2 separate regions of the Homo sapiens genome follow, and region 1 is linked to region 2. A link is a loop called in an ENCODE intact Hi-C map of the cell type or tissue named here. Cell type or tissue: PC-3. All regions are shown on one strand.

Region 1 (2,500 bases), 110 kb after region 2:
AAAAGATTTTGCTCTCTACTCATTTAAATAAAGATAAATGCATGATTATTGGTGTAAAGATACTAATTAAAATGTATTGACCAGGCACAGTGGCTCACGCCTGTAATCCTAGCACTTTGGGAGGCTGAGGCAGGAGGATCACTTGAGCTCAGGAGTTCAAGACCAACCTGGGCAATACAGTGAGATATCATCTCCACAGAATATTTTAAAACTAGCCGTAAAAAATAAATAAATAAAATAAATAAAAGGCCAGGGGAGGTGGCTCACACCTGTAATCCCAGCACTTTGGGAGGCCGAGGCGGACGGATCACTTGAGGTCAGGAGTTCGAGGCCAGCCTGGCCAACATGGTGAAACCTCATCTTTACTAAAAATATAAAAATTAGCCAGGCGTGGTGGCAGGTACCTGAGGTCCCAGCTACTTGGGAGGCTGAGACAGGAGAATCACTTGAACCCAGAAGGTGGAGGTTGAAGTGAGCCGAGATCCTGCCACTGCACTTCAGCCTGGACAACAGAGTAAGCCTCCGTCTCAAAAATAAATAAATAAATAAATAAATAGCCAGCCAGCTGCGGTAGCTCATGCCTGTAATCCCAGCACTTTGGAAGGCCAAGGCGGGCAGATCACCTGAGGTCAGCAGTTTGAGGCCAGCCTGGCCAACATGGCGAAACCCTGTCTCTACTAAAACTACAAAAATTAACCGGGCATGATGGCGGGCGCCTGTAATCCAAGCTACTCAGGAAGCTGAAGCAGGAGAATTGCTTTAACCCAGAAGGCAGAGGTTGAAGTGAGCCGAGATCACGCCATTGCACTCCAGCCTGGGCGACAAGAGCGAGACTCTGTAAAAAAAAAAAAAAAAAAAAAAAAAAAAAAATTAGCCAAACTTAGTGGCTCGCACCTGTACTCCTAGTTACTCGGATGGCTGACATGGGAGGACCACTTGAGCCCAGGAGGTTGAGGCTGTGGTGAGCTGTGACTGCACCACTCCATTCCAGCCTGGGTGACAAAGTGAGACCCTATCTCAAAAAATAAAAGAAAATTTGTTAAAATGGCCCCACCAGATTCACGTGAGGTAGGTCACTGTCAAACACCAAGAGTTACTTAACAGCACAAGACATCGGCCATAATAAACAGTTAATACATTGTTTGTGAAGACTAAATAATATATACTAAAGAATATGCATATATTAATGTAGAGTACATTAGAGGCATTTAATTCTTACATTTATTTCACAGATAGAGAAACTGAGGTCCAGAAAGGGGAATAGACTTGCTCAGGCATAAGTTAACTTTTTTTTTTTTTAATGACTCAGGGTTACCATGATTGCGAGTAATTCCTCAGTCTAATGGTCCTTTGCTTTCACTGTAATATTAATGGGACATGCCTCTTAAAAGAATGATTCACTAAGAGCAGGGCAGACTGACGAGCAGCTTTCCGGGCTGCACTGAAACCTTCCCACTCCAACCACAGGGAATTTATAACCACTCTGTGCTACAGACCACTCACAATTGGTCCTGACCCAAGAGGAACCCTGCCCCAATCAGGATGGAATAAGTGAGTGCGGCCACTTGGAGCTGCCCTCTAATCTGCCACCACCACTGGGGTCTGCTGCCCTATCTGGGAACCACCCCCTCTTCCCCTTACTCCTCCATGGCCAACTGGGAAAACTCAAGCTAAAAAGGATGACCCAAGAGATGAAAGAAGGAAAAGAAGTTAATTCGGAACACAGGGATCCTGAATTGCAATCCTTTATGAATCCCAAATTGCCAGGCATTCCCTTGAATCTGAATTGGGTAGGGAAATTGAAGATGGGAGTCACTTCCTTCTGCAAATTCATTGCCTCTTTGTGCTGCCGTGGTATCATCAGAGACGGTGAGTTTCATAAATTTGGAAAGAAGACAGCCAGCAACGCTTTTGTGTTTCCTGTAAAAAGAGTTTCAACTCCTCTCCAATAATCAGCCAAAGACAACACCTGGACTAAGACCTCTCACCCCTAGGATATCCAAAGTACCTGAATCTAAACAGGTACATTGAGCCTTTGGTTGGCTCACCACTACTTTGGCAGGAAGGAATCAGGACTGATGCAGGCCCAGGCAGGAACAAAGATTCCCTGCCATTTGAGCTACTGGTTTGGGTTGGGAGAATTGGAAGGCAGGGGCCAGGTAAAGTGAGTCAAAAATTCTGAAGCATGGAGGAAGGCAGAAAGCAAGGTGGCACTGTGATCTAGCAGTACTTCTCAAACTTTTAAGTGTACATAAATCACTTGGGGAGCTGCTAAACTGCAAATTCTGATTCAGTAGGTCTGATTCAGGGGCCTAAGATTCTGTATTTCTAAGTAGCTCATAGGTAGTGCTGATGCTGCTGGTCCATGGAGCAGCCAGGCTGCAGAGAACTGGTGCATCGGAGGCCCTTGAGTGCTGCAGACCATGATGGGGGATAGGAATTCTCTCCTGCAGAGCCAACTCTGCATTTTTTTGGCATTGAGGAAGGGTGCTCTCATTTT
Region 2 (2,500 bases):
GCTTCTGACTTCAAAAGCAGGGCTAGAAAGACCAGGAAGAAGAGACTGATTATGTTTATATCTGTGGAGCAAAGATTATGCAAACTGCCAGCACTTCATTGTTTTTGTTTTCGGTGTGGTTATCACAGAACAAAAACAAAAAGATAACTTCTACATCTGAAGCCCCATTATTTGAAAACAGACCTGAATATTTCCTCCTCTTTCAATAAAGCAGAAAGCACCCTCCATTTTACTTATCTATGAGGTATTTATTTGTTGATAGGGGACTAGTTACTATTTCTATATGAGAGCTTGACAGAGTCTATCTAAAGAAGCTATTTCCTGAGTTACTCTAGAAACCTCACACTGTTTTGATATTTGCCAAAAATCCAAGATAGCGTGTTTTTTTTTTTTAATTTCTCCACCTTCCATACCCCTCAGGGCTAAAAAGAGAAAAACATGATCACAAGCATAGTAAATGGTCCGTTAGCACTCTGACCTCTCTGAGTTTCTATTTGTCTTTTGTTCCTTTTTCTTTTAAATACCCTTACTGTTTATTTTTTCCTGTTTACAGAAGTAATGCATGGTCATTGTCACAATTCAAACAACACAAAGATGTATGAAATAAAAATTAATAACCTCCCCTCCTCCAAACTCTCAGTCTTCTCTCAAGGAAGCCAATGTTAACAGTCTGGTATATATTCTTTTTTACTTATTCCTAGGCTTACACAAATATTTATAACATATGTGGCTTTTCTTGTTTTGTCTTTTGGTTTTCAAGCAAAAATGGGATATTACATGTACTATCATGCATTTTGCCTTTTAGTCTTAAAAATATGCCATGGACACTTTCCAAGCCTATATATAGATCCACAGAATACTCTTTTAGTGGCTGTGAAGTATTCCATGAGACAAATGTCCCATAATTCATTCAACCATCACCCTGAGTCTCCCAACTTATTAACATTTAGCATAGATCTTCGTGCATATACTACTTCATGACCTTTCACTTCAGTGACAGATTTTTAGAAGTGAGGTTTCTAGGTCGAGTGAAACATTTCCAAGTGTCTCAAATTTTATATTTAAACAAAATTAATTTTAGGCCTTGGGAATTTCTGTTCTCTTCATTATGCAAAATTTTGTTATCTACCTTTCACAATGCTTTACATATTTTATTCTTAAAAGCACACACATTATGTCAAAAAATGCCCCTGTCATTTATGCTTGTGTAGTTATAAATAAATAAATGCTTAAGTTATGGCTGTGATGTCCAGTGTTAAATCACTGTGCAAATGCTTATGCCTTGGTTTATGAAAGTAGTAATTCATTGTGGAAACCCCACCCCCACAGCCATGTGGCAGCACTAGAGTTGCAGCCCTCACATCCTGTGACTCCCTCCCACAGAGTGACTATATAGAGATCAGGACCTCCATTTTTTCTAATTGTCAACAGTTAACCTTAAAAAGTGTGTGGTGGGGGAGACAAATAGCAACAAACAACAAATTGATGGCCATTTTGGGTTTCTAATATGGACAGATTATTTGTAACACAATGAATAATCCTCCTGGTCTACACCAGCGACTGTGTTCCAAAAGAAATAAAACTTGTAACCAATATATTGCTATTATTATTACAGGAACCTTTAAAAAACATATCTTCAAACATTTTTCAATAGAATTACTGGATGAATCACACTTTACATTTTTTTCTCTACTTCAGATTCAAGTTCTAATTGCAAACTTAAAAAAAAAAGCCTTAAAGAAATACATTAACCAACGAAGCTCCTTATAATTTGGTTTCAGACTCCTCCATATATTTTAAAGACCTGAGCACCAACAGAGATTGTTAAGATACAGCAAGCTTGATACAGAAGTATGCGACATGCAATTAATCTCCATTCATACCCCGCTCTACTTGTCAGCAAACAAAGGTTCTGCTTTAGAAGGAGATCTGAAGACTTCAATTAAAAACAGTCAGCTAACAAGAAAATAATCTAAGCTAAAGGAAGGTGGCAGGTGCAGAAATGAGTTGTTTACCAAAGTGTCAGTTTTGAACAATGAAGAACTGCACATCAAAAATGCTGAAGGAATGGATTTCATTGCAAGCCTCTGAAAATAAAAAGGAATTTTCTACCAAGCCTAGACACAAAACTGAAGTATAGTTTAATAAGCTTATAAAATAGGTTTCCTCTCATCAAATGACAGATACCAATAAAAAGAATCAGTTTATATATTTCAATGCAAGGGCAGAGTTAAACTTTTTGCCACAGTCCCTTCTTTCCTAGAAACCAAAGACAATTACAGCCTTCCTTCACAAGCCTAATATTAAACCAACAACAGAGGGAAAGGCTGGATTGTTTCTTCTTAGACACCCAGATAATTCTCTTTTACCCTGCAAATAGTTTTCTACCCCCAAAATTTAGATTTATTCTGATCGTAAGTAAAACGGATTTTGGAAACCTCACCTCAAAAGAAATATCTAGCTGACAGCTTTTACATAGAAGCAATCCAGAATGGAAATA

What was found. Peaks named below come from ENCODE experiments on the same cell type or tissue, not always from the same donor. Only the 100,000 strongest peaks of a DNase experiment are listed, where the experiment ranks them.
Region 1: a loop joins it to region 2, with 2.9 times the contacts of the local background. A loop is called at or near these places in 4 of 110 quality-filtered maps.

Annotation. Positions count from the first base shown.
Region 1 is chr17:48,537,970-48,540,469 of GRCh38, forward strand. No RefSeq gene overlaps it. Among named protein-coding and RNA genes, the nearest start is that of HOXB-AS1, 5.1 kb to the right of the region's middle. In PC-3, no CTCF peak of the experiment used is centred here; a DNase peak (open chromatin) is centred at 1,382.
Region 2 is chr17:48,426,469-48,428,968 of GRCh38, forward strand. All of the region lies in intron 1 of SKAP1 (src kinase associated phosphoprotein 1), which reads right to left. Among named protein-coding and RNA genes, the nearest start is that of SKAP1, 2.5 kb to the right of the region's middle. In PC-3, no CTCF peak of the experiment used is centred here; no DNase peak of the experiment used is centred here.